2 separate regions of the Homo sapiens genome follow, and region 2 is linked to region 1. The links are chromatin loops, found by intact Hi-C in ENCODE. Cell type or tissue: B cell. All regions are shown on one strand. Each heading gives the region's core, and the rest is flanking DNA. Links, peaks and the distances in the headings are about the cores only.

Region 1 (15,116 bases), core at 4,817-12,816:
GTCCATTTCGGGTTCTGAAATAATTTCGGTGGATCATGTCCAGGGTTTTTAAACTTCAACTGAAGTAAAGAACAGAGCCAGGCACGGTGGCCCATGCCTGTAGTCCCAGCTACTTGGGAGGCTAAGGAGGGAGGATCGCTTGAGCCCATGGGTTCAAGGCCAGCCTGGGCAACATACACAAGACCCCATGCCTGAAAAAAACAAAAACAAAAACAAAAAACCTGTAGCATGCACTGAGGTTGGGTGAGAGGGTCCCCTGACCTAACAAAGCAATGGATTCTCCCTGCACTCAACACTTGAGGCTCTAAGCAGAGACCACATCTGAGAAGAATTAGGGCCACTACATCAGAAAATGGAACCAGAAACCATAAAATAATGAAAACTAACACACTTCGAAGCACGTAGAAAAACAATCCACCATGCATGATCCACGCCTTCTTGAAGAGGGCTCTTTCACTTGGTCCCTGGTCAAGGACTGTAAGATGCAAAATGGTAGGGGAAGCTTCCAAGAACACACTGCTGGCTGTAGACAACAGCCAAGACCTCAACACGAAGGGCTCGCATCCCGAGGGGACACCTGCCCTACGACCTCCCCAAGAGGAAGCACCCCCACCCCACAACCTTCGCTCTCATGGCGTCTATTAATCATTTATCTCATAGCCTCCTTAAAGACCTCTCAGAGCACACACAGCTCTGGAGACTGGGAGGATGTCAGTACGGCCCCAGAGGGTTTGATATTGCCGAGCACGCAGCCTCTCACTTACTGGCAGACTTGGCAGGTGACGTCTGACTGCAACCCGCCTGTGAAGATCTGGTCTATGATGCAGTTGCAGTGGTTGGGGTTGTTGGCCTTCTTCCCATTGTCATCACCTGGAGACAGACCACGGCTCTGGGATTAGTGTCTCCCCAAATATGGGGAGTCTCTAAGGGAAGAGCAGTTCACCCTGCAGAAGCCTGGGGGAGCCAGGGCCAACGCTTTAAAAGGCCATGTGAGGACACTCCTCATTTTAGCAGAGGGTGTCCTTGTTATTTTAATATGACGAGAAATCACAGCACTTGGATTTTCAATGCTCCTTTTTCTCATTCCCTAACAAGAGCCCCACAGCTTCAGTCTTGCCAAGAAAACCCACCTAATGCCCAGTGACTGAGCAGAATAATCGATTCCCATTATCATATAAAGAATGACTGAATCAATATTGTTCCAGTGAGACAGCTGAACATATGGTGGGCCAGGTACACCCGGGGAAGCCCCAGCAACCTCCCTCCCTGAGTAGGTATCATGGTGCCCCAAGTTCAGAAAGTGACACCGCAGGACACAGGCTGTCCTCATCAGCTAGAGCCCCCAGGGGACAGCGTGTCTTCCAGTCAGTTGCATCTGGAAGTGCCACTCCCACCCTCTCTATTCAATACACACTTCATTCATATCCATGTGTGCAGATCTGTGAAAAAGAAACTTAAGTAGCAGAACTTAATTCGTGTGTGGAATACATATTCTACATAACTTCACTAGACAGTGGGGACAGGGCACGAGGACACCTGTATATACATCACAGTTCAAAGACGTTGAATCATGACAGAGGAATAGAGAAGGGCCACTAAGTCTTCTGAGAGCAGAAGGTTTAAGATTAGAGAGAAAAATGCTTCCCAGAGGGATCTCAAATTCATGGGACAAAATTCAGAGGACAAGAATATCCATACAGGAAGGCGCAAAGAATGATGAACAGAATGGCCAGGCGCGGTGGCTCACGCCTGTAATCCCAGCACTTTGGGAGGCCAAGGCGGGCGGATCACGAGGTTAGGAGACCGAGACCATCCTGGCTAACACGGTGAAACCCCGTCTCTACTAAAAATACAAAAAATTAGCTGGGCATGGTGGCGGGCGCCTGTAGTCCCAGCTACTCAGGAGGCTGAGGCAGAAGAATCACTTGAACCTGGGAGGCGGAGGTTGCAGTGAGCTGAGATCGCACCACTGCACTCCAGCCTGGCGACAGAGCGAGACTCTGACTCAAAAACAAAACAAAACAAAACAAAAGATGAACAGAAAGATGCCGTGAAGGCCACAAGGACAAAATGCACGTAACCAAGGCCATGTGGCCAGGCCACCTCGCTGAACAGCTCTGGCAACCAGGTTTCTAAACAGAAGAACCTTACATTTCTTTTCAGACATTTCCAAGGGAATTCTGTCAGAAGCACGTCAGAGGTCACATTTTGTCATGTGAACATTTAACAGCAATGCATTTTTGAACAAGTGATTTTTAGAACATCTTTCTGCTGCTTACAGAAGGCTCTTCGTTATTCTCACTAGGTGCTTGGGGTAACAGCATAGTCACTTCCACAGTGGCTCTTTCCTCTCTTATAAATCATACTAGGACATGAAATTCTACCTAAGCTACTAAGTAACTTTCCTTTGATTTCTAGGTAAGAATTAAAAGGATCACGTAGTTTTTCAGAGGAAAAAAAGTAAGTACCAAAAGAAAACAGAACCCAAAGTCACATTTGACCAAAACCAGCCATTTTAGCTCAACTGTGGGTTGTTTCTGGGCTGTGATCTCAGAACCCATAGGTTGTACGTAAGCGCCTAGGGCCCGGGTGCACAGCCTTGAGACGGATGAGAAGCGATGGGAAGGCCAGCCCACCAAGCTGTTCAACTCGGTGAACCGTCAGAACAGGACTCTGTTCTCTAAAAGACTCCAAGTTAAAATTAACTGATAGGATATCGGCTACAACTAGCTGTGCCAGCCCAGAGACCACAGGAAACTCACAAGCAGCCAGGTGCCCTGTGACCTGAGCGCATGGGTTCTCAGAGTATGGCATCTGAACCAGCGGCATCAACATCAGCTGGGAACTGATTAAGAGTGAAGAAGCCCCTGCCCCCCACAGATCTGCTGAATCAGAAACGCCAGCACGGGCTTTAGGAAGACCTGCAAGTGACCAGCCCACACTCATCTGAGAATCACCTCTCAGTCTCTCTGCCTGTATGGATAGACTTCAGCTGCAGGTCCCTCACACTGGGATCTCCACCATGAGGAGTGGGGAGGAGCCGATCTTGGCTCAAGTCATTCATTCCCAGCCTCCCACCTCCAGCGCTAAGAGCTGCCCCTGCCAACTACCAACACCACACAACTCTGAAAAATCATCAGGGTACCACCCTGGGGCCAGGCTGTGGGACTATGTTGGGGGAGATGGCCCAGGTCCAATGAGACCCCAAGAGAAGCTTTGCTCGTCCTGTGTCCCAGCTCTCTGGCTATTTCAGAGCAACCATCAGTCCTTTTGGAGAGTCCCCAATGGGAAGGAGACAGTTGGGTGATTAAGTTGTGTTTGGGGGATGTCCAGAAGCCTCAGGCCTGATAACCCACAGGGTCCCAGAAATGCCAGGGCAGGCAGGGGCCTCAAAGCACAGGCCCAAGAGGGCTCCAAGAGTTTGCTGTTCACTGTGATCGGTCACTGAGGACCTGTCATACTGCTGGAACTACTTCCTCGCCTCTTAAAAATAAACTAGGAGGAGCCTCTCTGAGGTCATTAGTTATGGTGACTTCAGAAACAAATGACGACAAGGGCTATGATGACAAAACAATGGAATGTGTCACCTGTGCCCCTTTTTGCACGAGTGCATACACTCGCTTTGCTTCCTTCCCCTTCAAGGAAAACATCCTGCCCTGGTGGAGGGTGCAGAGCCCAGGGCCCACCTTTGCAGTGTCGGTGGAGCACGTCCAGGGCCGCGATGAGGAACTCGTGGGCGTCCTGCTGCTCGTAGCCTGCTAGGTGCCTCGCGTGGGTCCACACCAGGTGCAGCAACTTATACGGGATGTGAGGGGACCGGTGTCCAGAGTAAAACTGCCAGAGGGCGGGGAAGGAAACCTTGTCAGGAATAAATGTAGACTCTGAACACAGAGTACACACAATCAAAACCTTTATCAGATGCCTACCATTGGCTGTGGCTCATTTGACACAAATGTTTGGATTTTACTTTTCTACTTTTTGCAAAGTCTATTTTTATCTGGGCTCACTGGACTTTTCGAGTCCTCATATGAATTTTTTCCTTTCTACCATCTAGTTTTCCACATATAAGCCTAAAAAATGAATTATGACTTGCTACTATGAGATCACATGCAAATAAAAGTGACTCGATTTGCCCAATACTAGTTTCCTCAAAGCACTAGCCAAACCACTCAGGCCCATGGACACCAGCACCTCCGCAAAGGGAAGCACATCACTGTGATTATGCAGAATTCACCAGCATCAGCCACAGGATTCTCTGCCTCTGAGGCTAATGGCAATTAGCTGAGGGCTTGCCAGCCAGTCCTCTCCAACAGCTCAACTCCAGCCGCAGACCCAGCAGCACACCTTCCATCCCACGGCTTCCTCCCCAGGTCAGAACCCACAGAGGGGTCTTGCCTGTGCAAATACAGAATTCAGGGCAGTTTTATTTCTCATCAAAAAACCCAAAACCACAGACCACCCAAATGTGTCTGAACTGGGAAACAGACAACTAAACCATAACCCATCTACATAATGGAACCCAACTCAGACATCGAAAGCACACATCATGGATGCACGCAAGACACGGGTGAATCCACCCAGTATTACATTAAGTAGGGACAGCCAGATTCAGAAAGGCTACTTCCTGCATGCATCCATCCGTATGATGCGCTGGTAAAGGACACTCAAGGGACCGAAGACAGATCGGCAGCTACCAGGGTCTGGGGACTGGGGGTTGACTTCGGAGGGGCACGAGGGAGTTCGGAGAGGTAACAGTTCTTCATCTTGAGTAGCAGCAGTTACACAACTATGCATTCGTCGAAACTCATCTATCTATAGGCTAGAAGGTGGGTGTGACTGTAATTTACACCTTAACAAGCCGGAGTCTAAAAACAATCTAACACAAGTGAGCTTATCACTAAAGTCAGTGATACAACCACCCACCAACTTCCCAGCTGCACCCTCCTTTCTCCTATTTGGGCCGTGTCCCCAGCAGTTATGGCACATTGCAGGTACTTTGAGGAAATCGGTTAGGCTCGACCAGAGGCTGGCAATCTGTTTTTGAAAGGCTTGGACAGTAAATAATTTCAGCTTTGCAGGTTGGATAGCCTCTGTCCAACTGCTCAACTCTGTGGCTGTCCCACAAAAGCGACCAGTGACCAGACAGACATGAGTGAGCTGGCGTGGCTGCATCTCTCGCAGAGGTTACGAATGGGAACAGGCCAGGGCTGTTGGCTGGCTCCTGTGCAAGGCACCTGAAGAACAGGCACCAGCCTGCTTATTAGTTGAGGTAACTGAGCTGCTTCAGCTCTGAGAAGCATGTCTAGGTCACGGAGCCGGTGAGGGCTGAGGCGGCAGCCGTGAACGCCTTGCTCTGAACGCTGCCATGCTCTGATGCCGGGGACAGAAGTGGACAGGAACGCCACACGTGCAGCCCACAGGAACAGCCAACGTGCAGCGCGTAGCTCATGAGGACAGAGGCTCTGATGGGGCATGCTTAGAGAGACCTGGCGGTGGAGGAGACTCGCATACCAGGAGGACACAGGAGGGTGACACATGCGTGCCTTTCTGAGCCAGGAAGGTAGACCATGGAGGAAGAGGAAGGGGGAGAATCACCCGTCTTTAGAGACAAATGTCACCCACCAGGGAAGTCTCTGCCACAAGCCTCTCAAAGGGCTTCTCCTTGTTCTGAGTCAGCAGTGCGTCCCCAAAAATCACGCCAGGTCTTCCCTTTTTGGAAAACTGTGTTTTCCATAATAGACATGTATATTAAACATTAACTTACTACAAAAGGTTCTAAATGTATCTTCCTTTATCATGGTCCACCTTAAATTTTTTTTTTGAAGGTGAAAACAAAGTAACAGAAATGTTCCCCTGCAGAAGTCAATGGCGCTCACCTCCTGAAACAGTGAGGACATCTCACAGACCAGACAGGAGCTGGGGCTCTGCATCTCACAGCGGTGCCTGTCAGACAGGAAGAAGTCCCGCAGAAGTGGCGTGTGGGTCAGGGCCTGCACGATGCAGTTCATGAAGCATGTGTTCCCAAGGTTGATCAGCCCACGCAGACCTGGACACAAATCACCAGAGAGCAGGAGTTACCTGTGTGCTGAACCACAGGTGTCGCTGGATCCCAGCGGCTTCCTCTACCTCTACATACTCATTTTCTTTTATTCATTCATTCAAGCCAGAACACGATGAGATATCGCATTCTGCTAGTTTTTATGCCACTTTTACATGAACGGTATTGAAGAATGTCCACCACCATGGACCCCTCCCACTTCAGCCATTGTATGCTTTGACAGAATTACACAAATATAGTTTCTACGACAACAGGCCAGGTCAGAGTGAAGCCTAATGAACAAACAAAACAGGTTTTTAAAAATGTTCTAGGGCCAGGGCAGGGGCTCATACTTGTAACCCAGCACTCTGGGAAGCCAAGGCATGAGGATCACTGGAGCCCAGGAGTTCGAGACCAGCCTGGGCAACATGGTGAGATGTCTCTACGCAAAACACAAAAATTATCCAAACATGGTGGTGTGCACCTGCAATCCCAGCTACTTGGGAGGCTGAGGTGGAAGGATCGCTTGGGCCCAGGAGACAGAGGGTGCAGTGAACTGTGCTCCAGCCTGGGCAACAGAGCAAGACTCTGTCTCAAAAAAGAAAAAGAAAAAGTTTTAAAGGGTATTCCCTCAATTTGTAGAAAATTCAGCGAACACTTACACTCACACACATCATTTCTCTCCCTGAAGATTACTGTGCCCAGCCTCACCCTGGCCAAAATCAACTTGAGTCCCTTTACCCACACAGACGCTGAAGGCTGTGAGGGCAGGGCTGTTGCTACGCATCACTCTGCGCCCCAAGCCCACTGCAGGTCCCTGCAGAGAACAGGTGCTCAAGAGCTGGTTGCTGAGCACATTGATGAGTGACAGTTATGCAGGGCTTCAACAGAATCATGTGGACTTAAGAAACCCACAATTCTGTATTTACTTTTAAACCCTGGAAAGAAGCCTAGCTGAGAGTGACGACACGCTCCACCCACCTATGGTGCAGTTCGAGGTGATCTTTCTCCTTTTCGGGTTGTGCTTCAGCAGTTCAAGCTCCCGTTTGGTTGGTTCCCAAGTTGAAAACTTCTCTCCAACGCCTAAGCAGATGAAGGACAGTTCCAAGCGCTATTAGCTAGATTTTCACATCAAGTGTGTTTACACATAAAAGCTGTGGCGCTATGCTGTCTGTCAGGGTGCATTTCAGTGAGCAACATCCACAGCACCAGGGCTTTCTCAAACTCTACTGTGCTGAGAGGGGCTACACACAACACTTAAAGGAGCTTCTCACAGAGGGTATGAGGATGTGAGCTACGTTTCCTGCAAGAAAAGCAGCACCTCCAGTCAAAACTACCCCAACGCCAATGCCAAAACAGTTGTTTTTCAAATGTCTTCCATCCTTCAGCACAGAGATGGCAGCATCAGCACCAATGGGAACTTACATGAAGGATTCTCCCGCAAACAAGTGAAATTGAAGGAGAGAGCTTGCACTTTTCAGCAAACTGAAATAGCATAAACTCAGCGTCGAGTTACCAAACTAAGATAGATCCAACAGTTAAAAACGTGTGTGCCACAAAATATTCAGAGAGTGGTGGTAAATGCTAATTGGCATAGTATTCCATTCAACGCACACCCTATGCGCTCAGAAGTACTTGTTCCATGCCAACCAACATTTCTGAATACTTCAAAATACTTTAAAAGACACAGCATGTTGGATAGACAGAATTATAAAATGATTCTAGAAGAATTCCATTTTAATCCTGGACATACATTTCTTAGGCCCGTGCTTTAAGTGCTCTGCACAGAATAATACACCCACACTTAGTCACAATGTTATTAAATTTCTGAGAGGGAAAAGAACAGCGAACACAAGTCAGAGATTGCTCTCCAGAGAAGACTTGTTAAACACAAATAATTCTGCTCACTGAAAGAGCCCCTGTTGCTATTCTTCCCTTCTCAAAACACTGGGGTGTTTTCAATGGAGAGTAATCAAGGCAAGAATGTAAAACAGGTGTCAGGTTCATATGTTTCCTTTGCAAACAGTGATGGCTTTGCTACCAGGGAGATCAGATGCTCACCTGTCAACTGGGGTAAACCACACCTGTCACTATGTCACTATCACTGTCAACCACTATGAGCATCTGTCAGAATCAAAAACCAAAAAAAAAAAAAAAAAAAAAAAAAGGAAAAAAAACTCAGGGAAGCCAAGAAGAAATAAAAAATAAAGAAAATGACTGCATGTTTGCTCCTCTCACTCTGTGTAGCCAATAACCAGTGTGTGTGGCCACACGGTGGCGACGGCAAGTGCAAAACCCACACTGGTGCGAGAGCCGTGAGGGCAGCTCACAAGATGGCAAGGATCTGACTGTGCAGTGGGGCTGCTGGGAGACTCTCCTAGTTTCCTTCTGGTGGGTCTAGTTTCCATCTGGTGGGTCTAGTTTCCATCTGGTGGGTGCACGCTGTTGACATGGATTTAACATCACCCAAACAGTCCAGAGTTTTAAAAGAGATTCTACCACAACTTGATCCGAAAATAGTCTGCTCTCCTGGGAGGAAGGAGGTATGTTTACATATAACATTACTGCAAAGAGATCGCTTGCTAGAATTCGGCAGAGCTGAGGGCAAACCACTCAGGGATGTCCAGATACGGAGTCACCTGTCCCCGAGAGGTGTGACCTCGCCACACTCGTTCAGCCCCACATCTGCAGGTGCGCCCTGGGAGAGCTTAAGTAATGCTGGGGTTGTTCCCTTGGCCCAGCTGCAGGCCCATGGGGGACCTGCAAGGGAAGCACCCTGGAAGTGGTCCCAAGCACACGGGCAGCTATGCATGCCTCGACACTAGCCACCTCCCCTGTCATGCAGAGCTTCAGCTGACTCCACTGTGGGCCTTAGGGGAAGGTGGGGACGGCCTCTTCCCACCAGCCTGCCACTTCCCACCTAGGTACTTCTCTTTCTCCTACTGGGTCTGCCCTTGATGGACATGAGGGAACTGCAGGATCAAGCAGGTAAACTGAGGTGGAACCAAACCTTGCATTTTCCAAGCTTTTCGCTGCTCCTCCTTGGCGATTATTTCCATGTCTTTGTCATAGATGTAGTCCTGGCACAGAAAACAGTAGATGCCTCCGTACATCAGATCAATGGCTGAGGAGAGAAAGGAGGGAGGAGAAACCAAGTTGAATTAAAAACCACAATGGAAGGCTGGAGGGCAGAGTTAAACACAGTGAGGTTCTGTAGATACTGACTGTTCACAGCACCTTCCTATTCACAAGCAGGGAAGCCAGTCCAGCGGAGTCTCCTATCCTGAGCAGGTGAGGGGCATGCACTGTGTTTGGCAGCTCATGCCCAGGGCTGAGGTGTCTTAAAAAACAGAGGCGACCCATACATACTTTTCAAAGCAGCCAATACTCCAGGATCAGGACCTCTGCCACCTTCTCTGAATGCGTGGTATTTAAAACTGGTACAACTGCATTGGATATTTTCAGTCCTGGCCACCTGACACGGAGTGACTATGCTTCCCTCCATCTAGAATTCCTGACACCATCACCATAAAGAATGTGGCAGCAACTTGCTGTGACTTTTGTGGTTGGCGGCATTTGCTACTCTTACCTTAAGTACAGGGGGAAAATAGTTTCTCATCGGATGACTTTGATTGACATCTTGACCCAGAGCTGCCTGAAGGTGGGTCTTCTACCACAATTTCTCAACTGCATCTTCTAAAAAATGGGACTAATAGGCCAGGAGCTGTGACTTATGCCTGTTACCCCAGCACTTTGGGAAGCCGATGTAGGCAGATCATTTGAGGCCAGGAGTTCAAGACCAGCCTGGTCAACATGGTGAAACCCCATCTCTACTAAAGTACAAAAAATTAGCCAGGCATGGTGGCACACGCCTGTAACCCCAGCTATTCGGGGAGCTGAGGCGTGAGAACAGCTGAAACCTGGGAAGGGGAGGTTGCAGTGTGCCAAGATCTTGCCACTGCACTCCAGCCTGGGCAACAGAGTGAGACTCTGTCTCAAAAAATAAAAATAAAAATAAAAAAATTATAGTAATACTAGTATATTCTTTTCACAAATAAGAAGAGATACATATGTATGTATAAATTTCAATTTTCTAAAACAGTCACAAGAAACTGTTCACAGTCGTTTCCTTTGGGGAGAAGTATACATTTTCGTGTCGTTTGAACTTTCTAATCGTGTGCATGTCCAGTTTTTAATTGTCAACATAAACCTTTATTTTATGGAAATAAGATCCACTTTTGCTTTCTTTGTTAAAAGTAATAATTTGTAAAAAGTCAAAAAAATAAAATAAAATAAAATAGGACTAATAGTTTGGGCTCTTAATTATTTTATCATAAAAGTAAGTAAGATAAAGTCCTCTGAGTGCCTGAAAAAAGGTACTCTCTCCATTCAACAATTTATAAACAACTGGGGTTAACCGGGTGTGGTGGTTCACGCCTGTAATCCCAGCACTTTGGGAGGCCGAGGCAGGCAGATCACGAGGTCAGGAGATTGAGACCATCCTGGCTAACATGGTGAAACCCCGTCTCTACTAAAAGTACAAAAAATTAGCCAGGCATGGTGGCAGGCACCTATAGTCCCAGCTACTCAGGAGGCTGAGGCAGGAGAATGGCGTGAACCTGGGAGGCGGAGCTTGCTATGAGCTGAGATCTCACCACTGCACTCCAGCCTGGGCAACAGAGCGAGACTCCGTCTCAAAAAAAAAAAAAAACCAAATGAACCAGGATTACCTACCCAAAGGAAGGTAAATGGCTCTACCATAAAGACACATGCATGCGTGTGTTCATCGCAGCACTATTCACAATAGCAAAGACATGAGATCAACCTAAATGCTCACCAATGGTGGACTGGATAAAGAAAATGTACATATATACCATGGGATACCATGTATACATAAAATGAAATGAGATCATGTCGTTTGCAGGAACATGGATGGAGCTGGAGGTCATTATCCTTAGAAAACTAACATAGGAACAGAAAAACCAAATACCACATGTTCTCACTTATAAGTGGGAGCTAAACCATTAGAACACATGGACACAAGAGGAGAACAACAGACACTGCGGCCTACTTGAGGGTGGAGAGTGGGAGAAGGGAGAGGATCAGGAAAAACAAACAAAAAAAATTGTCAGGTACTACAGTACATACCCAGGTGAGGGAATAAACTGTACACCAAACCACTGAATAATACGTTTATATAACAAACCTGCACATGTACCGTTGAAACTAAAATAAAAGTTAAAATATTTTTTAAAAAACTGGGAGAGAAACCCGGCGTGGTGGCTCACACCTGTAATCCCAGCACTTTGGGAGGCTGAGGTGAGTGGATCACTTGAGCTCAGGAGTTCCAGGACCAGCCTAGGCAACATGGTGAACCCCCATCTCTACAAAAATTAGCCGGGTGTGGTGGTGTGTGTCTAAGGTCCCAGCTACTCAAGAGGCTTAGGTGGAAGGATGGCTTGAGCCCGGAAGGCAGAGGCTGCAGTGAGCCAAGACTGCACCACTGCACTCCAGCCTGGGCGAGAGTGCCAGACTATGTCTCAAAAAAAAAAAAAAAAAAAAAATTGGGAGAGTGGGGCTTAAATCCACGTGATGTCAGACACCCGGGAGGCAGCGAAGCACAGAGGAAAGACCATGGATTGAGAGTAACTGGCACCAGCCCTCACTATGCCACCTGCCAGCTGTGCACCTTTCATCAATTACTCCACACCTCTGAGCCTCAGTTTCCCCTGCGGTAAGATGCTGATAGCAACGGTACTAGTGCTTCCCAGAGCTGTGTGATGATTAGGTTAGTATATAACTTAAGTGCATCCCCGGATAAACAGGGAAGTCTTGGAACACCACAGTTTTATTCTATTTCAGGTCTTAAGCTACTACGACTTATATTGTGGTAAATCTTTGAAGTCTTCCAAAGCAGATCTGTTGAAACTCAAAACAGCAGTTTAAGATTCCCAGGGCTACCTTCTGCCCTACTCAAAAAATTCACAAAATGCCAACAACGATGTTAAAATCCTGGTGGGAGCTGTCGCAGAGCTCAGCCATCAACCTTTGCCACTTCCTGTTCATCAGCAGTACAGCCCCAGCACATGGACGTCACAGAGAAATCCTGACAGAGACAAGTTTACAATAAGGGTGATGAGAATTTACAGTAAGGCCAAGATATCCCGTGAAAAACAGCCCACACATGTAGCTGACAACAAAAACTCTAGCCTGGGAAGACGGATCACCATTCCAGTGCCTATGTAAATCCTTCTAGATTTAGGCCTTCTTTAAGACGCCTTCACACTGCAACGCTCCCACTGCATAAAACCAACCGACATCCACAAGGCATCAGGACCATTTGAGGGGATAGGGTATCTCTGTAACAAATGCTGCTGGGACAACTGAATATTCACCTACAAATCCTTACCTCATACTGTATACAAAAAATTAACTCGAATGGATCAGAGACCTAAATATGAGAACCAGAAATATAAAACTCGTAGAAGAAAACTTAAGGGCAAGTCTTCATGACCTCGGATTTGGTAAGGGATTCTTAGATCTGACACAAAACCATCAGCAACAAAAGAAAAAATAAAACCAGGCTGGGCAGCAGCAGCTCACACCTGGAATCCCAGCACTTTGGGAGGCAGAGATGGGAGGATCACTTGAGCCCAGAGTTCAAGATAAGCCTTGGAAACATGGTAAAACCCCATCTCTACACAAAGTACAAAAAATCAGCCAAGCGTGGTGGCGCGTACCTGTGGTCCCAGCCACTCAGGAGGCTGAGGTTGGGAGGATCACTTCAGCTTGGGAGGTTGAGGCTGCAGTGAGCTGTGATTGTGCCACTGCACTCCAGCCTGGGTGACAGAGGGAGATAGTGTCTTGAAAAGAAAAAAGAAACTGGACTTCATCAGAATTAAAAACGTCTGATCCTGTGCTTCAAAGGACACTATCAAGAAACTAAAAAGAACCTACAAAATGGGAGAAAACATTTGCAAATCATACATCTGCTCAGAGTCCAGTATCCAGAATATACACACACACCCCAACACACGCACACACTGTATACTGTGCATGTGTATATATAAAGAACAACAACAAAAACCAAACAACCCAATTTAAAAAAAGCAATGGACATGAACTGATATTTCTCCAAACATATACAAATGGCCCAACAAGCACATGAACAAATATTCAACATCACTGGTCATTAAGAAAATGAAAATCAAAGCCACAATGAGATACCATTTCACACTATTATGGGTATTAAAAAATAAAAGTGTTGGCAAGGATGTGAACAAACTGGAAAGCTTGTCCATCACTGGTGAGAATTAAAATGGTGCAGCCACAAAAAAAAGATGGTGTTTCACATAAGTTAAGCAGTGACCTGATGACCCTGCCAGCTCACTTCTAGGTATACATCCAAGAGAAATGAAAACATGTCCCCCTAGAATTACACACAATGTCCACAGTGGCACTATTCCTAAGCACCAAGACGATGGGAACAACCCACACGTCCATCAGCAGATGAACGGATGAAGAATGTGGTCTACATAAACAATGGAACATGACTGAGCCATACAAAGGAATGAAATACTAATCCATAATACAACTCAGATGAATCACAAATGCATGCTTGCGGAAAGAAGCCAGACACGAAGGGCCACATGTTATATGATTCCACACATATGAAATATCCAGGAAAGGAGAACCCACAGAGACAGAAGGTAGATTCAAGTCACCAAGGGACAGGAGAGAGAGCAACAGGCAGTGATCTGTTAACGACGCATTCCTCTGTGGTGCAAAAAAGTTTTGAACTAGAGAGGTGGAGGACACACAACATTGTAAATGTGCTAAATGTCACCGACTTGTAGACTTAAAAATGGTTAATAGGGCCAGGCGCGGTGGCTCATGCCTGTAATCCCAGCACTTTGGGAGGCCGAGGCAGGCGATCACCAGAGGTCAGGAGTTCAAGACCAGCCTGGCCAACATGGTGAAACCCCATCTCTACAAAAATACAAAAATTAGCTGGGCATGTTGGTGTGCGTCTGTAAGCCCAGCTACTCGGGTGGCTGAGGCAGGAGAATTGTTTGAACCTGAGAGGCGGAGGTTGCAGTGAGCTGAGACCGTGCCATTGCACAGCATGATATTGAGGTGACAGCTTCCAGATGTCCATAAGAAAACAGCTGGATCATAAACACATCATAGAAGATACAGGTATGTTTTGCCTTAAATCGTCTCACTTCTTTTTTACTTTATTTTTTTGAGTCTTGCTCTATCACCCAGGTTGGAGTGCAATGGCTTGATGACAGCTCACCACAGCCTTGACCTCCTAGGCTCAAGAGATCCTCCCACCTCCTGAGTGAGTAGCTGGGACCACAGGCACACACCACCACGCCCTGCTAATTTTTAAATTTTTTGTAGAGACAGGATTTCACCATGTTGTCCAGACTAGTCTTGAGCTCCTGCGCTCAGGTAATCTGCCAACCTCAGCCTCCCGAAGTGCTGGGATTACAGGTGCAAGCCACACCGCTCCTCCCTCATCTCACTTCTTTAAAAAAAAAAATTAGTAGGAAAAAAAAAAATCAGACACACTGTGTCCAGGCATGGTGGCTCACTCCTATAATCCCAGCACTTTGGGAGGCCACAGCCGAAGGATCGCTTGAGCCCAGGAGTTCAAGACTAGCCTACGCAACATAGTGAGACCCTGTCTCCACAATTTTTTTTTTTTTTTTGAGACAGATTCTCGCTGTGTTGTCCAGGCTGGAGTGCAGTGGTGCGATCTCGGCTCACTGCAACCTCCGCCTCCTGGGTTCAAGCGATTCTCCTGCCTCAGCTTCCCGAGTAGCTGGGACTGCAGGCGTGCGCCACAGCACCCAGCTAACTTTTTTGTTATTTTTAGTAGAGACGGGGTTTCACCATGTTGGCCGGGATGGTCTCGATCTCCAGTCTGCCCACCTTGGTCTCCCACAGTGCTGGGATTACAGACATGAGCCACCACGCCCAGCCTACAAAAAATTTTTCAACACAGGAAGTCACTCGGCCTCCCAAAGTGCTGGGATTCCAGGTGTCGTGGTGTGTGCCTGTGGTCCCAACG
Region 2 (15,116 bases), core at 2,638-10,637, 78 kb after region 1:
CGCCTCCCAGGTTCAAGCTATTCTCATGCCTCAGCATCCTGAGTAGCTGGGATTACAGGTGCCCGCCACCACGCCTGGCTAATTTTTGTACTTTTAGTAGAGACGGGGTTTCACCATGTTGGCCAGGCTGGTCTCAAACTCCTGACCCAGGTGATCCGCCCGCCTTGGCGTCCCAAAGTGCTGGGATTACAGGCTTGAGTCACTGCATCCAGCCTTTTTTTTTTTTTTTTTTTGTATTTTTTTAGTAGAGACGGGGTTTCACCATGTTGGCCAGGCTGGTTTCGAACTCCTGACCTCATGCAATCTGCCCGCCTTGGCCTCTCAAAGTGCTGGAAGTACAGGCATGAGCCACTGCACTCGGCCACCCCTTTTTCATCTATGTTTGTGTGGTCTTTACAACTGCCCCATGAAGCAGGCATCAATTTCCATTTCACCCACAAGGGACTGCGGCTCAGAGGCCCAAATTCACACAGTTTTAGTGGTGGCTGAGGATGTGAAGCTGGCTTTCTGAGGCCTTGATAAGCTTCAGCAATAACAAGGCTGACTGATACTTATTAAGTAGTTACTATGTACCAAGACCTGTTCTATTGCGATACATAGATCCATCCATCCACCCATCCATCCATCCATATACAGTTGACCTTGAACAATCGGTGGGCGGGGGTGGGGGGGTGTTAGGAACACCAACCCCCTACACAGTTGAAAAACTGCATATAACATTGGATTCCCCCAAAGCTTAACTACCAACAGCTTACTGTTGATGGGAAGCCTTACTGATAACATAAAGTTGATTAGCACATTTTTTTAATGTTATATATATTCTACTCTGTATTCTTAACAATAAAGTAAGCTAGAGAAAAGAAACCATTATTTAGAAAACCAGGCTGGGCATGCTGGTGCACACCTGTAGTCCCAGCTACTTGGGAAGCTGAAGCAGGATGATCGCTTGAGCCCAGGAGGTTGAGGTTGCAGTGAGCCGAGATCCCGCCACTGCACTCCAACCTGGGTGACAGAGAGAGACCCTATCTCAAAAAAAAAAAAAAAAAGAAAGAAAGAAAGAAAGAAAAGAAAAGAAAAGAAAATCAGGCCGGGTGCAGTGGCGCACACCTGTAATCCCAGCACTTTGGGAGGCCAAGGCAGGAGGATCACTTGAGTCCATGAGTTTGAAACCAGCCTGGGCAACATAGTGAATTCCTGTCTCTACAAAAAATACAAAAATTAGCCAGGAGTAGTGGTGCACACCTGTGGTCCCAGATACTCTGAGGCCGAGGTGGGAGGATCACTTGAGCCTGGAGGTCAAGGCTGCAGTGAGCTGAGATTGTGCCACTGCACTCCACCATGGGTGACAGAGCAAGACACTGTCTCAGAAAAAAAGAGAAAATAAAATTATAAGGAAGAAAATATATTTAGTGGGTCGTCATAAAAGTCTTCATCCTCATCATCTTCATGTTGAGTAGGCTAAGGCAGAAGAGGATGAGGGGGAGAAAGAGGAGGAGGGAGAGGGGGAGGAGGGGTTGGTGTTGGGGTCTCAGGAGTGGTAAAGAAGTGGTGGAGGAGATGGAAGGGGAGACAGAAGAGGCAGGCACATTTTATTTTTTTAAATCCGTTTATAAATAGACTCATCCAGTTCAAACCTGTATTGTTCAAAGGTCAACTGTATGTATAATTTAAACCTCATAACAACCCAATGAGGTAGTTGAGACTGGCTCTGTCTGATGTTGACTCATTAGACTCTTCAACCCAGAACATATTTACACTTCAAAAAGTAAAAAGGAAGGCCAGCCGTGGTGGCTTACATCTGTAATCCCAGGGCTTTGGGAGGCCAAGATGGGAGGATTGCTTGAGGCTAGGAATTCAACATCAGCCTGGGCAACAATAGCAAGACCCTGTCACCACCAAAAAAAAAAAAGTTAGCCAAGCATAGTGGTGCGCACCTGTAGTGCCAGCTACTCGGGAGGCTATGGCGGGGGGAACCCTTCAACTCAGGAGTTTGAGTCTGCAGTGAGCTATGATCACACCACTGCACTCCAGCATGGGTGACAGAGTGAAAGCCTGTCTCTCAAAATAAAATAAAATAAAAACAAAAAGCTTTCAATTTCTAAAAACCTTGCATTCTGAGACAGGCCATGAATATAGAAGCTTCCAGGAAGCCTTGAAATACACCAAAAGCTTAGCATCTTATATAAACCATATCTTGTTTTTAATTAATCAAAGACAGAAATTTCTGGTTTTTATCAAAAGAAGACAAGCAACCTCCAATGACAATTGATGACATCTGTATAATAATTTGAACAATAAGCACCACCTTCTCTCTCTTTTTTTTTTTTTTTTTGAGATGGAGTCTTGCTCTGTCCAGGCTGGAGTGTAGTGGCGTGATCTCAGCTCACTGCAAACTCCGCCTCCTGGGTTCATGCCATTCTCCTGCCTCAGCCTCCCAAGTAGCTCGTACTACAGGCACCTGCCACCATGCCCGGCTAATTTTGTTTTTGTATTTTTAGTAGAGATGAGGTTTCACCATGTTAGCCAGGATGGTCTCCATCTCCTGACCTTGTGATCTGCCCATCTTGGCCTCCCAAAGTGCTGGGACTACAGGCGTGAGCCACCACGCCCGGCCACCACCTTCTCTTTTTATCCGTCCGTTGTTAGTTGGTTTTCTGAGAGCTAGACTCCTTTGTAATGAAACTTGTACATTAGACTTTTCTCTTTGGGAGTACCATTCTCATTCCCATTATTTCAGAAACTGGGACACAGAGAAGTTCAGTAACTTGTCTAATGATAGGGATAGAAGAGGTCAGAGAGAATGTTCGAGTCTCATGGTGTTGCCCAGGCTGGAGTGAAGCTGGGATAGGGAACCAGGCAGCCTGTCCCCATAAGCCCTGCTCTGACTTGCCCAGCCAGTGCTTGACTTGTAAGCACCAGCTTTGCTGAAGTTGTTCCCTCCGTATACTTTACTAGCCCTTACTATTTTTTTTTTTCCTTCTAGCTCTGTCCTAGCTACTGAGAATACAGATTTATTTTAAAAATGCAGTCACTGTTCACGGGAGTTTAAACTTTTAAATGAGGGCATCAGACAAGTAAACAGGCAGTGATAATAGGGCATGGTAGAGCCATGATAGAGGGATGCAAAGGACTGTGAGAGCCTGGAGGAAGCACCTCACTCAGCCCTAAAGGTCAGGGAAGGCCACCTACAGGTGGGACACTGGAGCAGTCTTGAACATCAGACTGTCTCAAAAAGAAAGAAAATCAAGTATGGGGCTGGGCCCAGTGGCTGATGCCTGTAATCTCAGCTCTTTAGGAGGCTAAGGCAGGCAGACTGCTAGAGCTCAGGAGTTCAAGACCAACATGGGCAACATAGCGAAACTCCATCTCTACAAAAATAAAAATAAAAATAAAAATTAGCCAGGCGTGGTGGTGTGTGGCTATGGTCCCAGCTACTTGGGAAGTGGAACGGGGAGGATGACTTGAGACCAGGAGGCAGTGGTTGCAATGAACCATGACTGTGCCACTGCCACTGCACTCTAGCCTGGGCAACTGTCTCCAAAAAAAAAAAAAAGAAAAGAAAGGCCAGGTGCAGTGGCTCATGCCTGTAATCCCAGCACTTTGGGAGGTTGAGGCAGGAGGATCACTTGAGGCCAGGAGTTTGAGACCAGCCTGGCCAACATGGTAAAACCCTGAATCTACTAAAAATACAAAAATTAGCTGGGCGTGGTGGCACATGCCTGTAGTCCCAGCTACTCTGGAAGCTGAGGCATGAGAATCACTTGAACCTGGGAGGCAGAGGTTGCAGTGAGCCATGGCTGCGCCACTGCTCTCCAGCCTGGGTGACAAAGCAAGACTGTCTCAAAAAATAATAAATAAAAAGAAAGAAAAGAAAAGAAGAATAGGATAAGTTGGGTGGGGAAGGAGAGGGCCCCATTACAACTGTTAATCACTCCAAAACTTAGTGGCTTAGCACGACGACATTTTGCTTTACTTTTTCGTGGTTCTGGAAATTGGTTGGTATAGTTCTCTCAGGATCTCTGATACAGTTGCAGGGAGATAGGGGCTGGTACTTGATTCATCTTAAAGGCTTCACTGAAATATCTACCGGTTGACACTAGTTGTTGGCTGGGCCCTCAGCTGGGGCTGTTGACCAGAACACTCCATGTTGCCTCTTCATGTAGCCCGGACTTCCTGATAGCACAGCAGCTGGGTTCCAACAGCAAGTCTGGGGCTACACTTCCTGGGAACAAGGAAGAAGCTATCTCACCCGGACTTGGAAGTGACATGGCCTCACTTTCACCATAGTCACAAGCCCTCCCAGATTGAAGTGGAGAGGTTCTACCTCTCAACAGAAGTGTCAAAGTCACCTTGCAGGAAAGAGGATGTGGGATGGGAGATATCACTGTGGCCATTTTGGAAAACACCATCTGCCACAAAGACCTGTAAGGGCCTAAGTACTGAAGAGATTACACTCATCCCACCACCCAAATGTATTTCAAATACAAACAACTCTAGACCATAAAATAGGGGCAATGCAGCCCAATAAAGTATGAACTTCCTGTAACTCCTTCCATGCTTTTTTTGCTGGTGGTGGAAGGGACAGGGTGTCAACCATCAAATACTGTAGCGATATATTCTTTTTTTTTTTTTTTTTTTTGAGACGGAGTCTCGTTCTGTCGGCCAGGCTGGAGTGCAGTGGCATGATCTCGGCTCACTGCAAACTCCGCCTTCTGGGTTCATGCCATTCTCCTGCCTCAGCCTCCCAAGTAGCTGGGACTACAGGAGCCCCCCACCACACCCGGCTAATTTTTTTGTATATTTTTAGTAGAGACGGGGTTTCACCATGTTAGCCAGGATGGTCTCAATCTCCTGACCTCATGATCTGCCCGCCTCAGCCTCCCAAAGTTCTGGGATTACAGGCTTGAGCCACCACGCCCAGCCATCAAATACTGTAGAGATATATTCTTTTTCTTCACTCTCTTTTTTCTTAGGGGGTTGCCTCTGCTTTGCTGGTGCCCTAAGTGTGTGCTCAAACTATATGGTGGATGCTCCAGCCTGGGGTAAGGGTGTTTTGGGCAGAGGGAGGAGAACATGAAAATAAGTTAAACAGCAAGATTAGGTACACTTGGATGGGTAGAAACCAGAGGGAGAATGGTGAGACACGATGCTGGAAGGCTGATAAGAAACAGATCAGGAAGAGCCTTGTGGGCCAATCATAATACTGAGCATCAATAACAATAGCACGCATTCTGTTGTTCTTAGTATTCTAAGCACTTTTCATAAGCACACATTTAACCACTCAACAACCCTGAGAGATAGGTAATATGATGGTTTTTTTTTTTCTGAGACAGTCTTGCTCTGTCGCCCAGACTGGAGTGCAGTGGCGTGATCTTGGCTCACTGCTACCTCTCCTGGGTTCAAGCCATTCTCCTGTCTCAGCCTCCCAAGTAGCTGGGATTACAGGCGAGCGCCACCACTCCCGGCTAATTTTTTTTTTTCAGTAGAGACGGAGTTTTGCCACATTGGCCAGGCTGCGATTATTTCATTTTATGGATGAGTTAAACTGGTTAAATACTTTCTTCAGGCTCACACTGCTAGTAAGAGGCAGAAATGTGATTTGTGCCCAGGAAGTCTGGCCCCAGAACCTGCTCCCTTAACTGCATATTACTAATCAAAGGAGTGTGCACTTCAGCCTGAAGGTGAAAGTGAGTGATTTCCTAGAATATGAAATTTGATTAAAACAAAAGTAGAGAATTTCACTAAAACCTTCTGGCCTGATTTTGGATACCTTGGGAAATACAAACTCAAGAATGAAATGTTACATCCTTTTTTTAAGGTATACTATACATATGATTGTAACTCATGCCTGTAATCCCAACATTTTGGGAGGCCGTGGCGGGAGGATCACTTGAGGCCAGGAGTTTGAGACCAGCCCGGCCAACATAGTGAAACCCTGTCTCCACTAAAAATACAAAAATTAGCCGGGAGTGGTGGCTCACGCCTGTAGTCCCAGCTACTCAGGAGGCTGACGCAGGAGAATCACTTGAACCCGGGAGGCAGAGATGGCAGTGAGCCGAGATCGCACCACTGCACTCCAGCCTGGGCGACGGAGCGAAACTCCATCTCAAAAAACAACAAAACATCAATCTTAAGAGTACAAACTTACGAGTTTTATACATGTGCACACCCATATAATCATTACTCGAATATCACAGACATGATGTTGGGTGAAAGAAGCCAGATGCAAAGCGTACCCCTTCATGAAGTCCAGGAACTGGTGATGGAGGTGCTAGAGGACAGAAGAGTGGTTATCTGGGGCTAGGCATAGTGACTGGGAGAAGGGCATGAGAGAGCCTCGGGGTGTGGAAACCGGCTTTTCGGGTCTGCAAGGGTCGCTGGGAAGTGTAGTCTTTTGTTGGGGGCGGAATGAGCTGCTAAAAGGCAGGGTCCTTTTACACCAACGTTGATAGAGATCGATATTTATTCCTGCTACACTGACAAAAAGGAATTGTACACGAAGAAAAAAGGCAGACATTTAGAGAAGAGGAATTAACGGGCAGGTTCATAGGAGGGCTGCTAGAATCTATCAATCTCACACTACCGTTTCCTTTTTCTTTTTTTTTTTCTTTTTCTTTTTGGACCTTGCGTCTTTTCGCGCCAAAGTCCTAGAGACAGAGCCTGATTGGCCCAGCCACGACCTGTGCCCATCCATTGGTGGAGACCTCTTGATTAACAATCTTTCAAATTTCCGGAGCGACCGAGGGACTGACTGACAGCCTCGGGAGCTTACGCGCATCCCTGAAGCGGGCGCCAGCAAGTCCTTGGGGAAAACGCTGCCTGTACCCAAACCATAACCACGCGCTTGTCCCCTGCGAAGTGCTTCCCGAAAGACCCCCAAGGCAATTTTAAAGTTGCGGACACCTGAACCTGCTCCAGAGCTGGCTGGAAGCAGGAGCTGCCTCCCCAGGATGGGGCAGAATTTGCATCTCTCCACTTTCAATTTAAGGTGAACAAAGCAGAAAAGCAAGTAACTTATCACGATCAAAATGCAACATCTGATTCCCTTACACCTACCAGGAGGACAGTGCCTATTCCACACAGAGCCAGAAACCTGGAGAGAGGAAACAAAGAATGTAAGTGAATTCTAGGCAGCAAGCATTTTTCCATCCCTCAGCTAAGAGCCCTGCCACCACCTGTCCGTCTTCAGTAATACACTGGTTGACACTTTTTGAGACCCCAATATAGCGCTGAGCACTGCCCAACCTAAAAATGACTATTATTTTCCAGTCACTTTTTTTTTTTTTTTTTTTTTTTTTTTTGGCAGAGTCTTGCTCTGTTGTCCACGCTGGAGTGCAGTGGCGTGATCTCGGGATCTCGGCTCACTGCAACCTCCACCCCCCCGGGTTCAAGCGATTCTCCTGCCTCAGCCTCCCGAGTAGCTGGGATCACAAACTCGCGCCACCACGCCTGGCTAATTTTTGTATTTTTAGTAGAGACGGGGTTTCACCATGTTGGTCAGGCTGGTCTCAAACTCATGACGTCATGATCCACCCGCCTGGGCCTCCCAAAGTGCTAGGATTACAGGCGTAAGCCACTGCGTCCGGCCTAATTTTTTGTATTTTTAGTAGAGACAGAGTTTCACTATGTTGGCCAGGCTGGTCTCGAACTCCTCAGGTGAGCCGTCTGCCTCGGCCTCCCAAAGTGCTGGGATTACAAGCCTGAGCCACTGCGCCAGGCCCAGAGTCACTTTATAGATAAAAAGCCCTATAACTTCAAAGATCAATACCTAAATTACAAGGGGAAATTAAGTATTCATAAACAGATTAAAATATGCTTTAAAGTTCCATGTAACCATAACCTTTCTTCAAAAGGTTATTAATGCTTAATCTGTGCCAAAAAGTCACATTGAATATACATAGAATTTATGTTCTTTGTAGCAAGATTCAGGGTGGTTTGGATAATTAAGACGAATATGTGAGTAATTGTTCCTGAAGGCTCCATGTGTTTGGAGCTATAAGAATATTCCACATTCTGAGAATGTGGAAATTACTTTCAGTCTGGGAAAGGAGGCAGGGTTAGGGAAGCCTTCATGCAGGAGGTGGTATGACAACATCATCACTTCCTCAGTATTTCTGTATTGCAGTCAATAAATGTCTGTATGAAAAGCACATAGCACCGTGGCAACAAACTAGATACAGCTCTTGCCCTCTAGAAAAAGGGGGAACATACTCCACCAAAGATGAGGTACAGTGTGTGCCAAACAATGTGCCTATACTTCCTGCTGAATTACAGTTATTTTATTTATTTATTTATTTTGAGATGGAGTTTTGCTCTTGTTGCCTAGGCTGGAGTGCAATGGCACGATCTCGGCTCACTGCAACCTCCGCCTCCCGGATTCAAGTGATGCTCCTGCCTCAGCCTCCCAAGTAGCTGGGATTACAGGCATGTGCCACCACGCCCGGCTAATTCTGTATTTTTGGTAGAGATGGGGTTTCTCCATGTTAGGCTGGTCTCGAACTCCCAACCTCAGGTGATCTGCCCACCTCAGCCGCCCAAAGTGCTGGGATTACAGGTGTGAGCCACCGCGCCCAGCCTACACTTTTTTTTGGTTGTGGTTTTTTTTTTTTTTTTTTTTTTTTTTCTTGGAGACAGAGTCTCGCGCTGTCCCAGGCTGGAGTGCAGTGGCGTCAGCTCTGCAACCTGCACCTCCTGGGTTCAAGCAATTATCCTGCCTCCCAGATTCAAGCAGTTCTCCTGCCTCAGCCTCCCGAGTAGCTGGGACTACAGGTGCACGCTGCCAAGCCCGGCTTATTTTTTGTATTTTTTAGTGGATACCGGGTTTCACTGTGTTGCCCAGGCTGTTCTCGAACTCCTGAGGTCAGGCAATCTGCCTGCCTCGGCCTCCCAAAGTGCTAGGATTACAGGCGTGAGACACCACGCCCGGCTCAGTTATTTTTTATTTATTTATTTTTTTGAGATGGAGTCTCACTCTGTCGCCCAGGCTGGAGTGCGGTGGCGCGATCTCGGCTCACTGCAGGCTCTGCCTGCCGGTTTCACGCCATTCTCCTGCCGCAGCCTCCCGAGTAGCTGGGACTACAGGCGCCCGCCACCACGCCCGGCTAATTTTTTGTATTTTTAGTAGAGACGGGGTTTCACCGTGTTAGCCAGGATGGTCTCCATCTCCTGACCTCGTGATCCGCCCGCCTTGGCCTCCCGAAGTGCTGGGTCAGTTATTTTTAACCTGTGTATTTGACCTCACTCACTAGAGCCCTGACAAAATGGTTGCTTGGGGAAAGCTATTTTTGGAAAACTTCTCCAACTATAACTCATAAGGTGTAAAACTGTCACATTTGTCCAGAACGTAATCTAAGGAAACTGTCATACAGTTCCCAAGGACATTTTCCTTTACCAGAGGCCCCTTTCAAGGTACGGCTATTGGATTACTCCAGTTGCCACCCTTGTCTTAAAGGAAAAACTCAGCTGAATTAAATTTAGCAGAGTTTATTTGAACAAGAACGATTGGCAAATCAGGTAGCCTCAGCCAGAGTAGGCTCAGGGACTCCAGTACAGCCATGTGGTGGAAGAAGATTTACAGACAGAAAAAGGAAAGTGAGGTATGGAAAATGGAAGTGAGGTACAGAAACAGCGGATTGGTTACAGCTCAGCATTTACCTTACTTGAACAGAGTTTGAACAGTAGGCCACCTTTGCATTGGCCAAAATGCAGTGACTGACACAAGAGTAGGCTACAGTCTGCTTACAACTTCATTTAGGTTATAGTTCACAATGTGCAGAGAGACCTTTAGGCCAAACTTAAAATACGTAAGGAGGCAGCTTTAGGCTAAACTTGATTTAACACTTGCAAATATACAAATATGTTCTGGTAATGATTTGCATGTTTTCTCACAGGGTAAAAGGCATTTCCGTGCAGAAAAGCAACAGCCTTAGGAGTAAGTAAAATTCCCTTAACCAATCAGTATATAAAATGTGGCCCATTCTCCAACATTTACAATGTGTTCATCATTTGTAGTTACCTGGGTTAATAAAACAGATAAATGCAGCCAGTTGTGATGGCTCACGCCTGTAATCCCAGCACTTTGGGAGGCCAAGGCAGGCAGATCACTTGAGGTCAGGAGTTTGAGACCACCCTGGCCAACATGGTGAAACCCCATCTCTACTAAAAATACAAAAATTAGCTGGGAGTGGTGGTGCATGCCTGTAGCCCCAACTAGTTGGTAGGCTGAGGCGGGAGGATAGCTTGAACCCAGGAAGCAGAGGTTGCAGCGAGCCGAGATCACTCCACTTCACTCCTGCCTGGGCGATAGAGCAAGACCCTGTCTCAAAACAAGACAAAACACAACAAAATAAAAACGCATAAATGGAATAATCAAAACTCAAGGCTGGGCAAGGTGGCACACACCTGTAATCCCAGCATTTTGGGAGGCTGAGGCAAAAGATCACTTGAGCCCAGGAGTTTGAGACCAGACCAGGCAACATAATGAGACCCCCATGTCTACAAATAATACAAAAAATTAGCTGGGCATGGTGGCATACACCTGTGGTCCCAGCTACTTGGGAGGCTGAGGTGGGAGGATTGCTCGAGCCCAGGAGTGAGCCATGATCATGCCACTGTGCTCCAGCCTAGGCAACAAGTTAAGACCCTGTGTCTTAAAAAAAAACAACAAAAATAAGCCGGGCGCGGTGGCTCATGCCTGTAATCCCAGCACTTTAGGAGGCCGAGGCGGGTGGATCACGAGATCAGGAGATCAAGACCATCCTGGCTAACATGGTGAAACTCCATCTCTACTAAAAATACAAAAAAAAAAAAAATTAGCCAGGTGTAGTGGCGGGCGCCTGTAGTCCCAGCTACTTGGGAGGCTGAGGCAGGAGAATGCCGTGAACCCAGGAGGTGGAGGTTGCAGTGAGCCAAGATTGTGCCACTGCACTCCAGCCTGGGCGACAGAACAAGACTCTGTCTCAAAAAAAAAAAAAAAAAATGGTCGGGCATGGTGGCTCACGCCTATAATCCCAGCACTTTGGGAGGCCAAGGCGGGCAGATCACAAGGTCAGGAGATTGAGACCATCCTGGCTAACACAGTGAAACCCTGTCTCTACTAAAAAATACAAAAAAATTAGCTGGGCTTGGTGGCGGGCGCCTATAGTCCCAGCTACTCGGGAGGCTGAGGCAGGAGAATGGCGTGAACCTGGGAGGGGGAGCTTGCAGTGAGCCAAGATTGTGCCACTGCACTCCAGCTTGGGGGAAGAGCGAGACTCCGTCCCCGCCCCCAAAAAAAAAACACCCACACAAAAGCTCAACTGGGAAAATTAACTGAGGCTTTTAAAATTCCTTAGCCAAAAGCTCTTCCTTCCACTGGTTCTGCTTCATCTAGGTTGACCCCCTTTTGGTAAGCACCAGCTGGGGATTTTGAATCTCCATTCAAAATCATAATCGCAGACCTATGAAATTATCTCCAGAAAACTGTACATCTGTAACAGTAAAGGGAGACAGATCCAGATATTACAATGGTCTTATGAAACAATTATAAATTACATATTAGTGAAAGAATCTTTTCATAGTGAGCTCCTGGGAAACTAAAACTGCAAGGACCACAGACTTCAACCAGCAGGTTTCGTCTATTGGAAATAACATTAAAAACAAAACTCGGTGGGGCGCAGTGGCTCATGCCTGTAATCCCAGCACTTTGGGAGGCCAAGGCAGGTGGATCACCTGAGGTCGGCAGTTTGAGACCAGCCTGACCAACATGATGAAACCCTGTCTCTACTAAAAATACAAAATTAGCTGGGCATGGTGGTGCGTGCCTGTAATCCCAGCTACTCGGGAGGCTGAGGCAGGAGAATCGCTTGAACCCGGGAAGCGGAGGTTGCAGTGAGCCTAGATCACACCACTGCGCTCCAGCCTGGGTGACAGAGTGGGACTCCGTCTTAAAAATAAATTAATTAATTAATTAAATTAAATGAAAAACACAAACAAGAAAACTCTCTTCAATCAAAACGGTATGGACCTTATCAGTTACTCCTTAGTAGCCCTTTGGGATAGTGACAGGAGGCAGTCAAATGCCTAGGCAGATAGGGGTGGGTCCCTGGTGAAACCCGACCTTTGAACTGAAGACAGTGCCACGTAGATCCTTGGATAGGATCGAGAACCTGTCTTCCCGTTTGGCATGCTTTCCTCTGATTGATCCCCACTCTTCACCTATTTTACATATACCTACCCTTTCCTAATTGTTTTTTTTACACTGCCATGCTCATCCTTTAGTGGTGTCTTTGCTGTAGCCTTTCTTTGATACTCACAAACCAATCAGTATCTACTCCCCTATTCTGAACCCATAAAAGCCCTGGACTAAGCTAGGGGGAACCACCCCCTGCATCTCCTCTCTGCTGAGAACTATTCCATCACTCAATAAAATTCTTCTCCACCCATTCTCACCCTTCAATTGTCAGCATATCCTCATTCTTCTTGGATGCAGGACAAGAGCTTGGGAACTGCCAAACATGGGTACAAGCTATAGCACAGGCAGGCCGATTGGGTGGGGCACCTCCAGTGGCTGGCCCAGGGCCAAGCAAGGCCCAGGCTAGGGGGCGTCACTGCCTGTGGAGGTCTCCAGTTGGCAAAGTGACTGAGAAAAATCCTGCATCATTTGTGAACGCAAAATATCTGAGTCAGGTCTCAGTCAATTTAAGAAAGTTTATTTGCCAAGGTTAAGGATGAGCCTGTGACACAGCCTCAGGAAGTCCTGAGACGTGCCCAAGGTGGTCAGGGGTATAGTTTGCTTTTATGCATTATAGGGAGACATGAGAAATCAATAACATATGTAAGATGTACATTGATTCCATCCAGTAGGGGAGGATAACTTAAAGTGGGGGCTTCCAGGATAGAAGTAGATAAGAGACAAAAGGTTGCATTCTTTTGAGTCCTTGATCAGCCTTCCACTGAATACACAATTTAGAATGGCTCAGTGAATATGCATTTTCACATAAGCAATAGGGCAGAGGAAGCAATCAGATATGCATTTGTCTCAGGGGAGCCTCAGAGGGATGACTTTGAATAGAATGGGAGGCAGGTTTGCCCTAAGCAGTTGCCAGCTTGACTTTTCCCTTTAGCTTAGTGATTCTGGCGTCCCAAGACTTATTTTCCTTTCATACCTTATACCACAAAATTAGAAGACAGAGACCCTTGGATTCACGTCTCAGAAGGCTGAGTCAACTAAATGTGGACTATTTCACCAGGTGATACCCTAGGATGGTTCTTTGGGTTATGCCTGGGCACAAGGTGAAAAAGTTCATACCCTTTTTTTTTTTTTTTTTTTGAGACGGAGTCTCGCTCTGTCACCCAGGCTGGAGTGCAGTGGCGTGATCTTGGCTAACTGCAAGCTCCGCCTCTCGGGTTCACGCCATTCTCCTGCCTCAGCTACAGGCGCCTGCCACCATGCCTGGCTAATTTTTTTTGTATTTTTAGTAGAGATGGGGTTTCACCCTATTAGCCAGGATGGTCTGGATCTCCTGACCTCGGGATCCACCCGCCTCAGCCTCCCAAAGTGCTGGGATTACAGGAGTGAGCCACCGCGCCCAGCCTACCCTTTCAAACTGTCAACAAAAAGAGTCAAACTCTGTAAAATATTTTAAGAGATTTATTCTAAGTCGTATATGAATGACCAATGTTCCATGACAGCCCCAGGAGATCCTGAGAACATATGCCCAAGGTGATCAGGTTTTATACATTTTAGGGAGACAGAAGACACTAATCAGTATATGTAAGATGTACATTGGTTCAAAGTCGGGGCAACCTGAAGCGGGGGTGGGGCTGGGATGCTTCCAGGTCATAGGCAGATTCAAAGATTTCTGGACTGGCAATCTGTTGAGAGTTAAGTTATTTTCTGAAGACCTAGGCTCAATAGGGAATGTGAGGGTTTAAGATAAGCAGTTGTGGAGACCAAGATTCCCATTGTGTAGAGGAAACCTCCAGGTAGCAGGCTTCAGAGAGAATAGATTGTAAATGTTTCTTATCAAAGTAATTCTCTCCTGGATCAGGAAGAATGCCCAGAAAAGGAAAGAGATTCTCTTCAGAATGTAGATTTTACCCACAAGAGGCAGCTTTGCAGGAGTATTTCAAGATACGGCAAAGAAGCATAATTTGGGGTAAAATACTTTGATTTTTTTTTTTTTTCTTTGAGACAGAGTCTGGCTCTGTCACCCAGGCTGGAGTGCAGTGGCTCAATCTCGGCTCACTGCAACTTCCCCCTCCTGGGTTCAAGTGATTCTCCTGCCTCAGCTTCCGCAGTAGCTGGGATTATAGGGGCATACCATCACACCCAGCTAATTTTTGTATTTTTAGTAGAGACAGGGTTTCACCATGTTGAACTCCTGACCTCACGTGATCTGCCTGCCACAGCCTCTCAAAGTGCTGGGATTGCAGATGTGAGCCACCATGCCCGGCAAAATACATTGATTTCTTTCAGGGCCTGCTATCTGTCATGTGATGCCATATTAGAGTCAGGCTGGAATTTGGCATCTTATTGCTACAGAGAGTCCACTTTGTCAGCCTTACGATCTGTTTTAATGTTAATGCTGGTCAGCTGGGCCTGAATTCCAAAAGGGAGGAGGGTATAATGAAGCATGTCTGACCCTCCCTTCCCATCATGGCTTGAACTAGTTTTTCAGGTTGACCTTAGAATGCCCTTGGCCAAGAGGAGGGATCCATTCAGATGGTTGAGTGTAGGGACCAGCCCCACAGGGTCGGTGGGTTTCTCCCCGTGTGTGGAGACAAGAGTGTAGAAGTAAAGACACAAGACAAAGAGATAAAAGAAAAGACAGCTGGGCCCAGGGGATCACTACCACCAAGTCGCGGAGACTGGTAGTGGCCCCAAATGCCAGGCTGCACTGATATTTATTGGATACAAGACAAAGGGGCAGGATAAGGAGAGTGAGCCATCTCCAATGATAGGTAAGGCCACGTGGGTCACCTGTCCACTGGACAGGGGGCCCTTCCCTGCCTGGCAGCTGAGGCAGAGAGAGAGAGAGAGAAAGGAGACAAAGAGAGAAACAACTTACACCATTATCACAGACTTTTAGTACTTTCACTAATTTGCTACTGCTATCTAGAAGGCAGAGCCAGGT

The links. A loop is a pair of places that touch in the nucleus more often than their neighbours do. Peaks named below come from ENCODE experiments on the same cell type or tissue, not always from the same donor. Only the 100,000 strongest peaks of a DNase experiment are listed, where the experiment ranks them.
Region 2: a loop joins it to region 1, with 13 times the contacts of the local background. A loop is called at or near these places in 9 of 110 quality-filtered maps.

Annotation. Positions count from the first base shown.
Region 1 is chr17:21,012,066-21,027,181 of GRCh38, forward strand. It overlaps USP22 (ubiquitin specific peptidase 22), which reads right to left. Exons shown (of 13, transcript NM_015276.2): 3 at 9,048-9,161; 4 at 7,019-7,120; 5 at 5,877-6,046; 6 at 3,687-3,834; 7 at 765-870. Among named protein-coding and RNA genes, the nearest start is that of USP22, 23 kb to the right of the region's middle. In B cell, for the core only: a CTCF peak has its summit at 8,289 (motif pointing right); a DNase peak (open chromatin) is centred at 8,336; H3K27ac peaks cover 1,739 bases.
Region 2 is chr17:21,092,723-21,107,838 of GRCh38, forward strand. No RefSeq gene overlaps it. Among named protein-coding and RNA genes, the nearest start is that of LINC01563, 25 kb to the left of the region's middle. RefSeq lists enhancers at 6,138-6,754, 6,554-6,848, 6,755-7,372, 6,767-6,976 and a silencer at 6,554-6,848. In B cell, for the core only: CTCF peaks have their summits at 7,157 and 7,357; a DNase peak (open chromatin) is centred at 6,679; H3K4me3 peaks cover 1,356 bases.